2 separate regions of the Homo sapiens genome follow, and region 1 is linked to region 2. A link is a loop called in an ENCODE intact Hi-C map of the cell type or tissue named here. Cell type or tissue: mucosa of descending colon. All regions are shown on one strand. Links, peaks and the distances in the headings refer to the core of each region. The heading gives the core; the rest is flanking DNA. Region 1 overlaps PLXNA2 (plexin A2). Region 2 has its middle 49 kb from the start of LINC02767.

Region 1 (5,375 bases), core at 149-5,148, 94 kb before region 2:
TGTTGCATAGCACCAGAGCTCCACAGCGTTGACATCTGATAAACATTTGCTGAGTGAACAGTGTTAGGATCCATCCTGAACCTCTCAGGAGGATGCCGTGGAGATGTCTCCGTCATATCTTTTGTCCCCCTGCCAGAGGCAGAACACTGTGCTACTGGACCACAGGTTATGTTTTTACTTTTTACACATCTGGTAGGTGGGGGACCTCTATGCCCTAACAAATAAGAACCCATTCCCAGCACAGCAAATGTTTTTGCAGCCCAGCAGCCTCCTGCCCCAGCCAGCAACAGATACCTAGGACATATCAACTGGAACACTTCAGTCCTCTGGCCCCCTTGCCTGGTCTTTATTTTCACCCCTGCTGTGCAAGTAGGGGTGAGTAATATCCAGACAGGCCCAGCTCAAGCCCCTGCAGGGCCCCAGCAGAAGACCAGGAGGAGTGTGCAAGGGCTACACTCTCTGGGGGGCAGGGTCTTGATCTACAAATTCCCACTTTCCAGGCAAGACTGAATCAGGCAGCTCTTTTCTGTGGATGTTCCCATTTAGCCAGACTTTTCAAAGGATGGGAGATTTACTAGAGAAACTGAATGCAGACATCAGAGAATGGGATAATTGGATCCAGGTGGTATATTTGGTTGGCTGTAAAGAGTCTGTACCATACTATGAATATTATTTGATGGGAAAAGTTTCTCCTTTCCCTTTTTGAATGTTTTCTGTGTAGGCAGGATGTCTCAGCCCAAGCCCAGCTGAAAGCTCTTCAGAGATGAGTTTGTGCCACTCAATAGCCTTTCAACAGAGTTAACCATTTTCAGTACTTGCCACTGGCTTGCCCAGCTCTCGGGAGGATGCTAGTGGAGGGCAGAAATAGATGGAGCCTTTGCTGCTACCTCTCGCGAAGGCAAGAAGTCTTAGGGCTGCCACTCAGAGACACACTCGGCTTAGCCTACCTGCCTTATGCAGGTAAAGAGATTGGGGACATTGAGGCCATGACTTGCCGCCCAGTATCACCTCTTTAGGGGAGTTGACAGTGCAAGTGTGAGTACACACAGGACTGTGTGACACACACCTGCTAGTCGTCACAGCCTAACCTCACTGTACCCTCTTTGCTCTCTCTGCCAGGTCACCAGGGTCCCCGTGGAGTCATGTGAGCAGTATACGACTTGTGGGGAGTGCCTGAGCTCTGGGGACCCTCACTGTGGCTGGTGTGCCCTGCACAACATGTAAGTTTGGGGTATACTGGAAAAGGGTTTGGCATGCAGAAGACCGGGGCTTTCCGGGAATGATGGGATATGACAGTACTTTGCAGAGAGAGGAATTGTCCTCTTCAGAGCAGTAATTCTAATCGTGGCTTCAGTGTTGAGAGCAGGAAGAGGCAAAGAGGCCATGGGTGGGCCTTCTTTCTAAGTGCAGGGTCTTTGCCTCTCTTCTTCCATTTTACTTCCAAATTCAGCCCTTCAGCTGCTCTGAAGTGAGGTGCTTATATCCTTGTGTCTTTGAAAGAACTCACAAGGGATACTGTAGTCTTTAGGTTTCCCCAAAACTTCTTCAGTGTAGCCTGAAATGGGTGCCCCTCTGTGCCAAGAGTGTGCAGATGGTGGTGCACTGGCATTGGGAGGTTTAGACTCCAGCTAGCTGCTGTGTGACCCTGGATGGGTCCCCTGACAACTCCAGGCCTCTGTTTCTCCATTGCTGTTTAGGGAAAATGCCTATTTCACAGGTGAATTGTGAAGACTGAATGAAATAATAAATGCTTTGGTAATAAGGAAGCCCAGAAAAGGCTACACAAATCAGAATAATTATCATGGACCCTATACCCTTGGGAGGACCCTTCTGGTCTCATTATTTTATGATTCTAAGAAGTTCACATCTCACTTCAACTGGCCTCATGATCTGCCGTTGAATACCAACTCAATATAAATGCTAAATCACACTTAAACTTCCTAATTTGAAGAGCCCCAGGGGAAGAGAAAGGGTGAAAACCCCGAAAGACAGGAGCTGGCTAGGAATTCTGTTGCCCAATGGAGTTGGAAACTCCAGGGCTCCATGCCAGCTAGCAAAGCATCTCCATGAAATGAGCTGGGTTTGGGGTGGAGGCGGAGGCGGAGGGCCAGAGTTCAGGGTCCTGCACAATAGCTCTTGGCTTCCAGCCTCTGCGGCAGGTGTTGGGAGGGCTCTGGAGGGAGGGAGGGAAGCTGGTGCCTCACAGATGCAAAATCTGGACTGGATTTGAGCCCGTGAATACTGGGTTCCCTGCTTGGGTTTTGGAGGTAAAAGACTGCTCAGAAAGTTTTGCAGAAATGCTCTTAGCAGACCTGGACAGTGTGTCTCCATTTAGGTCAGACAAGTGGTAAAGATGCTAATGTTGTGCCCCAGAATGGCAAAAGGGGGTAAATCTTGGTTCCCTGCAGTGAGGCTGACCCACCAGCCAGCAGGCAGGGTCTTTCCTCGAGAGAATTTCTTTCTCCAAAGAACCTGACAGCCTGCTGCCAGCTCTGTGCAAAGGGCCCTGGGCAGCCTGCCCTCTAGCTCTGCAGTGGTCATGTCCAGCGGTACCTCCTACTCCCCATGCCTCCGCCACTCTGTCCTCCCAGCTTCAGTGCCTGTGGCACTTCTCCCATGTCGAACACACCAAAATTATAGATCGGGGATTATCATTTATTCAACAGCAAGGACGTCTGTTTTCCCCATCTTGAACAAGTGCCTATAGATCTATCAGCAATGCCTGGGCCTCCCCGCTGCCGCAAACCACCTGGTCTTCCTCCTGGTGCAGGTCAGCCGTGACTGCTGGAATTAGCCACATCAGAATAGTCCCAGGTTTCCTCTGTCCCCTTAACTCCTTAACTCTTTAGAGAATCCTCCCTACCTACCAGGACACTCATCTCCCAGCTTCTCCGCCCCAAGAGCTCGCGGAGAACAAGATTTTTGCTGTTTATACCCAGAGGTTTCTCTGCATCTGGTCATTCTCTTCTTCACCAGACCCTCCTGCAGTGCTCTCCCACCTGCCAAGCAGCAGCCTGGTATCAGGCGTGAGGAGATGGGGGAAGCTGCAGCTCCCGGGTCCCCACGGTGGCCTCTTTAATGGAGGCCGAGGGCTGAGGAGCCTCTGAGGGGTTGGGGGGAATTGAAGCCTTCCTGTCTCTTCTGTATGCCTTGCTCTTGCAAGTGTGTTATTGTCTCCAAGGCTATTTATCTCTGTTAGGGCTGTTGCCATAAATAGTATGATAAAAAAGAGCCATTTCAGTGAGTCAATGAGATAAAGGCTCCAGTCAAGAGCTCACTTTAGAGCTATCTTAAGGATTCACTTAAACCTCAATAATTCTTTTCTTTGACAGCATTCATATTTAGATCCATTATGTGCCTGAAAAGGAAGAGGGGGAGGAGTTTGGAGGGAGTTAGGGTGCGAATCACTGCTTGATTGTGGAATCACTAGTGTCCCGATGGCTATTTGGTTTGGACACGCTGGCACCAGCCGTGGAGCGGGTTTCCATGTGACAAGGCAGACAGTAACCTGAAGCTCCCGAGTGCTGGTGTCACCTGCCCACCTGCTACTGTGGGCAGGGGAGCCTAGAGCCCGAGATGAAGATGTTGGGAGAAACAGCCAAACAAGCTTTCTGACAGAGGCAGCCCTGGCTGCAGCGCCTTGTCTGTCTCTCTGTCTCAAGGCATTATTTCGTGACACAAACATTTATTTAAAATATACCATGTGACAGGTAGAATATCCCAATGAATAAAACATGGCCACTGCCTTCAAATAGCCATTAATCCACCCACAAGATCATATGCACACTGTCCCACACTGCCAAGACCCTCTCCTATTTTCTTAAAAATTTCTCTGGAGGAAAATGATAATATGAATCATTATCAGCATCATTAATATTAATATTATAAGGGCTAACACTGTCATGGCACCTACTATGCGCCAGGCCATTTTCTAAGCACTAACTCCTTTAATTCTTACACCAACCCTGTGAAATACGTATTATCATCCTCCTCCTCCTTTTTTTTTTCTTTGAGATAAGGTCTCACTGTGTCACCCAGGTGAGAGTGTAGTGGTGCAATCACAGCTCACTACAGCGCTCAAGTAATCTAACCAACTCAGCCTCTTGAGTAACTGGAACTAGAGGCGTGTGCCACCATACCCAGCTAATTTTTTTTTTTAGAATGGGGTCCCACTATGTTGCCCAGGTTGGTCTTGAACTCATAGGCTCAAGCAATCCTCCTCATCTTAGCCTCCCAAAGTGCTGGGATTACAGGTGTGAGCCACCATGCCTGGCCAATCCTTATTTTTTTTTTACAGTTGAGGAAACTGAGGCAGAGAGAGATTAAGTAGTTTGTCCAAGGGGTCGCAGCTAGTAGGTAACAGGTCTGAGGTTGGAACCCAGGCTCTTTGGCCCCAAAGTTCATTTGCTTTTCCATGGCTGTGCTGCTTCTCAGGTCCCACAGGCTGCCCTCACTCTGTGGTCTCAGCATCCCACAGTGCTGTAAAGAGTCATTCTAGGGCCAGGTGCGGTGGCTCACACCTGTAATCTCAGCACTTTGGGAGACTGACGCAGGTGGATCACGAGATCAGGAGTTTGAGACCATCCTGGCCAAGATGGTGAAACCCCGTCTCTACTAAAAATATAAAAATTAGCCGGGCACGGTGGTGGGCGCCTGTAATCCCAGATACTCAGGAGGCTGGGACAGGAGAATTGCCTGAACCCGGGAGGTGGAGTTTTCAGTGAGCTGAGACCCTGCCACTGCACTCCAGCTTAGGCAACAGAGCAAGACTCTGTCTCAAAAAAACAAACAAACAAAAATAACAGAGTCATTCTGAGGCAGGAAAACAGGGTCTGGAGGCAGGGAACATAAGGCTGATTCACACTTCAGCTCTGACAGAAAATATCCTCTCCATAGGCGTACACTGGCTGTAAATGACTTTGTAACTTTACTTCATCCTCTTCATTTACATAAGACATACTCCAAGCAGAGGGTATTTAAACTCCCCCAAAATTCTATAACAGGGCCTTTGAGCCCCTATGCTCAGGCCCGCTCCCGCACTGTGGAGTGAACTTTCATTTTCAATAAATCCCTTCATTCCTTCCTTGCTTTGTTTGTGCGTTTTGTCCAATTCTTTGTTCAAGACATCAAGAACCTGAACACCCTCCACTGTTAATTCTTTGTGTCGAAACTGGATCTCTCATGTTGGGGATTAATCCTCTTCCCTCTCAGTCTGTCCTTAACTGCGACGGAGACTGTCTGAGAGTCACCAAGGCCCTCCGGAGTACAGTAAAAGTCTTCTTGAGAAGACAGGACACAGGCCTCAGGGCAGCAAACTCCCATCCTGCCCAGGGGACAATGGAGCCAAACAGATGGGTCCCAGAGGCCTGACCTCT
Region 2 (5,375 bases), core at 224-5,223:
TCGCTGGAGGTATAAATGGTTTAGCCTTGTCTCTGAGTTTTCTCAGATGGTCTGAGACACGTGGCTTTTTTTCCCTTCTGGTTTCCTCTGAATCGATTCCGCCACTGGTGAAGGGCAGTAAATTAATAACTAAATTTCCCCCCCATGACAACAAGCCCAACAACTAATTGGCTCAATATCTCCCTGTTGCTGTAACACTTTGGGATTTTTCTAGGTGAGATATAAATAAGCCAATTCTATTAATAAGCCATTTGGCCAAGGGAAGAAAATACACTTGGGAGATCCCAAGGGGCCTGGGGAAGCCGCTCAGTGGCCCATGGAGTGAAAGACTTGATTACAGGAATGAAGTATTCTGCCTCTGTGCCCTCCTCCCTGCAAATCTGTACTCCCTGCAGACTCCTCTCAGGCTTGGTGGGGGAGGGGGAAGTGAAGCTTTGTTAAGTTTAAAAATTATAATTTAGATAAATCTGTGCATTCATTGGTGTGAGCGTGTCTCTGGAAAATAATAGTTAGCAGGGTAGAACCTGCCGCATTTCAGGGGCTTTATTGTCTCCTTATAATTAAGTCCTGCACAGAAATCCAATTACAAGTGTTCTCAATCACCCTCCAGCTAAGTGCTAACAGAGAGGGGAGGAAGGCTCCTGGACTTAAATAACTGGATAAAAATTAATATCGTGGCCGTGTTGGCTAATTAAAAGTGCCGCCTCTATTAGCAGGCCTTTATATTAATAAATGAGACTATTATTATCATATCCGACAACCAGGGTCTTTATCAAGTCTGCTCTGTCAGCCCCGCTTTTGAAAGCACAAGTTCATGGCCCCAGGTCTGGGCTTCTGTGGGAGCAGAGGGGACAGCTCCATCCTATCCAACAGTTGACTGAGGTGGGAGCATTAGCGCCCGCCGTCTTGTGTGGTCCTCACACCAACCCTGTCTAGTGTGTGTTACGGTTCCTGCTTCACAGCTGAGTAAACTAAGCTTAGATGTTGAGTAACTTCTCCTAATAAGAAGCAGAGCTCGAATTCAAACCTGCAACCTCAGGACCCTGGGTCTAGCATTCATTCTATTACAGCAGCTCATTAGCCTTACTATGGATGGGCTGGGTGGGTTGGATGGGTGGCAGATTTTTATTATGGACCAGTACCTAGATGGTGGAAAACTTCCCTTCAGTAGATCTTCAACATCCCTTGTGGGCCAATCATGTATTTACTGATCCCCTCCCATGGGTTAGGCACTGTTCTAGGTGCTGGATACGATGGCCAGCCCGCTTTCAAGAAGGCAAGCAGGTATTTACAACGACAGAGCAAGTGTAGGGTGCCGCAGAACCACACCAAGGAATATCCAACCTGGGCTTGGGAAATAGGGAAGATTTCTCAGGGGAGATGGCATCTCATTTGAGTTTGGAAGAACAAAGAGAAGAAACCCAGGCCAAGAAGTGAGTTGAGGGAAAGAGTTCCAGGCAAGGAAATCCTGTGTGCAAAGGCACCAGAGAGAGAGCAGCTATAAGCAGTTTACTGTGTCTGAAATATAAAATTCAAAGTGTGTTGTGAAAAAATTATACAGCTGGAGAGGTAAAAAGGGCCAGATCACATGAGGCAGGACCTTGCGGCTGTGCTCACAGCTTAGGCAGCTTACCCCAGGGGTGACTGAGCATCTTTGAGTGGTTTTTGGCAGAATGATGTGAACAGAAGCACTTTTTGTGTTCATCCCTCTGGCAGGAGTGTAGAGGACGGACTGGCCAGAGGCCACCCTAGAAGCCAACAGCCAGTTAGGAGTCATGCAAGAGAGATGAGAGTGACAGTGGGGATGGGGAGATGTGGCCCCTTCCAGAGACAGGCAAGAGATAGAACCGTCCAAACGGTGACTGACCACAAGTACAGTGTGAGGGAGAGGTGGGAGCCACGTCTGACCCCATTTTTCTGGCTTGAGCAAAGCAGAGGGATTTTAGAAGGTGGGAAAGAGAGGATGAGGGAGTAGTTTTGGGTGAAAATAGTAAGTTCAATTTTGACATGAAGAGCTTTCAGTTTCTTAAGAACATTCAAGGTCAGGTGTCCAGTGAGTGGTTAGATTCATGAGTACAGAGCTCCAGAGAAATAATGGCCTGGAGATAATGCTTTGGAAATTATCAGGTCACAGATGATGACTCAAGTATGATCATAGATTAAATCATCCAGGAAGGGATGGAGTGGCCACACAGGTCTTAATCTCCGTTCATCATTTCAGTCCACAAGCGCCATGCATCTCCTGTATGCAAACCACTCATCTCTTGTCACCAAGCATTTTCGTCTATTAGTATAATATTTCCTTAGCGACAATAGATGAAGAATGTCACGTCCAATTTCCAACCAAGGCTAGACATCCTCCAACCCACACAGAAACATGGAATTTAATGTGAGTCATCAGTATCTGTTGGCAATCCAGTGAACATGAATTGAAACCTTGGCTTGACCTCCAATTTACTTCAACGCCTGACCTATCATGAAACCAGGAGCTCTGAGAAAAAGTAGCCAAGTACTCTTTCAGTTTCACAGAATATTTACCCTAAGTCACCAGAGCCTGGTAATGAAATCCAGACTCAATTATTTTAATGTCTAAATTCCAAAAATAATGATAATAATGAATGAAATGCTGAATGGACTTAAAGAATGAAAGCTTTTAAGTGAGGCAGGGGTGGAAGGACGAGGAAGGAAAGAAAAATATCTGAAAACAACATCTTGTTTTTACAAAGTAATGGGCCCACTATTTGCCATCCATCAGCTAACAAATGCAGGAAAGTCCTGATTGATAGGCACACTAAGATTGGGGTGAAAGTTACAATGTGATGAATTTTCTCATGATAAGGAGATTGTTTCAGCTTTCACTGAAAACCTTGCCAGGGCGTCTGGTTAAGCTTTCTTGCTCTAGTAAGTCAGCTTATTTTCTGATCCTGCTTCTGGTCAGACCTGGGGGAAGGTGAGAGGCAAGCCTGGCCAGAGTGGAATTCAGAAGGTAGTTCCTTTTTTTTTCTTTTTCTTTTTCTTTTTTTAGAGACAGGATCTGTCTCTGTCATCCAGGCTGGAGTGCAGTGTTAAGATCATAGCTCACTGTAACCTCAAACACCTGGGCCCAAGCGATCCTCCTGCTTTAGCCTCATAGTAGCAAGGACTACAGGCACACGCAACCATGCCTGTCTGATTTTTAATTTTTTTTCGTAGAGACAGGGTCTCTCTATGTTGCCCAGGTGGGTCTTGAACTCCTAAACTCAAGCAATCCTCCAGCCTTAACCACCCCAGGTGCTGGGATTACAGGTATGAGCTACAGCGCCTGGTGTCCGTAGGTAATTTCTTACACAAGATTATGAAGTGTGAAGTCAGAAGGCAGATCCCCAACATTATGTCTGGGGAGGTACCAAGTTCAAAGCCACATGATAAGGCCAAGACCTGACCAGCCATTAAAGCCATTAGAGAAGGAGCCTAAAGGAGGCTACGGGAGGGATGGGAACAGTCAGGAAGCTGGAGGAAAGGACATAGGGACAGTGGTGAATAGGAAGGAGTCTGAAAGATCCCCAGTGCTCAAGAATTGGCAACATCTGGGGATATTCATTATCCATTGCTACATAACAAATTACCCCAGACCTGAAACAACCCACATTCACTATCTTGCAGTTTTTGTGGGGAAACTGGGAATGTCTTGGCTGGATGCCAGTGGCTCAAAGCCTCTCCTGAGGATTGAGTCAAGGTGGAGATGGGAGCTCTGCCTCCTCTAAGCCTCTAAATGGAGAGGGAGGATCCACTTTTAAGCTCACTCACGTGATTGAGGAAGGCCTCAATTCCTCATCCCATAGGCCTTCCCAAAGGCTGCCTAAGGGTCCTCAAACATGGGAGCTGGCGATTGGAGAAAGAGGGAGAGGAAGAAACAGTGAGAGAGAAACCAGGAGAGAGCAAGTGTTCCAGGTGGAAGCCACAGTCTTTTTATAACCTAATATTGGAAGTGACATGTCATCAATTCTGTCTCATTCCATTCATTAGGAGCAAATCCATAAGTTCAGCCCACACCAAAGGGGAAGAGATTACACAAGTGAGTGAACACCAAGGGGCAGAGAATGCTGAGGGCAACCCTAAAGGCTGCCAGCCACAGTGGGGTTACTTTTCAGGTCCCAAAGGCAGGACTGAGTGCATGGGCATGCCAGGTCTATTAAAAACACTATCAGGCCAGGCATGGTGGCTAACACCTGTAATCTCAGCACTTTGGGAGGCCAAGGTGGGTGGATCACCTGAGGTGAGGAGTTCAAGACCAGCCTGGCCAACATGGTGAAACCCTGTCTCTACTAAAAATACAAAAATTAGCCGGGTGTGCTAGTGCATACCTGTAATCCCAGCTACTTGGGAGGCTGAGGCGGGAGAATCTCTTGAACCTGGGAGGCAGAGGTTGCAGTGAGCAGAGCCTGCACCACTACACTCCAGCCTGGGCAACAAGAGCGAAACTCCATCTCAAAACAAAACAAAACCAAAAAATGGCTATCACACGCTGGACAGCAGAATGTGGCACCAAATTCTTCTTTGGTGGATAAGAGTCTCACAGAATTTCTGGGCCATGTCGGTTATTATTTTCCATGACAGCAGGTGTCAAGATAGAAGGTATAGACAGCTAGGGTAACCATGTACTGATTCTCAGATATTCTCTAGCAGTTGACTTTTTGAGTAAATCACTGATGGAATCCTGACATCTGTTCCCCTTTCCCCACTGACCTTTCCTTTTAAAAAAATTCTAGGTCAGGCACGGTGGCTCACACCTGTAATCCCAGTACTTTGGGAGGCCGAGGTGGTGGATCACCTGAGGTCAAGAGTTCGAGACCAGCCTGGCCAACATGGTGAAACCTCATCTCTACTAAAAATACAAAATAATTTAGCTGGGCATGGTGGCAACTGTCTGTAATCCCAGCTACTCAGGAGGCTGAGGCAGCAGAATCACTTGAACCCGGGAGGCGGAGGTTGCAGTGAGCCAAGATCATGCCACTTCACTCCAGCCTGGGCAACAGAGCAAGACTCCACCTCAAAAAAACAAAAAACAAACAAACAAACAAAAAAACACAAACAAACTTCACTGTTCTTTTCTGTGCTATAAATTAGTCTCTCCTATAAAAGACACTACCTTCAAATTTTCTGCACAAAGCTCACAGGGCTACCTTGATGGAGAAATCTTCTGGGAACAGAGTTGCAACTCTGAGAGCACAGTCAGTCACATTAGGAAAATCGAGTTGGTTTCTTTACTCTTTGAAAAGAATTTTAAGAATCAGCAAGTCTAGGAGAACGTGGGTGTGATGTATGGTCATGATGACCACACACCAAGTCAAATCTTATTCTGGGCTGCCCAGCCTGCCCTGTGGAGAAGTCTGACT

What was found. Peaks named below come from ENCODE experiments on the same cell type or tissue, not always from the same donor. Only the 100,000 strongest peaks of a DNase experiment are listed, where the experiment ranks them.
Region 1: it touches region 2 in a loop (4-fold over the local background); 5 of 110 quality-filtered maps call a loop at or near these places.

The regions. Positions count from the first base shown.
Region 1 is chr1:208,098,992-208,104,366 of GRCh38, reverse strand. PLXNA2 (plexin A2) reads left to right here. Exons shown (of 32, transcript NM_025179.4): 5 at 1,120-1,220. Among named protein-coding and RNA genes, the nearest start is that of LINC02767, 140 kb to the right of the region's middle. In mucosa of descending colon, for the core only: no CTCF peak of the experiment used is centred there; a DNase peak (open chromatin) is centred at 2,126.
Region 2 is chr1:208,005,012-208,010,386 of GRCh38, reverse strand. No RefSeq gene overlaps it. Among named protein-coding and RNA genes, the nearest start is that of LINC02767, 49 kb to the right of the region's middle. In mucosa of descending colon, for the core only: no CTCF peak of the experiment used is centred there; no DNase peak of the experiment used is centred there.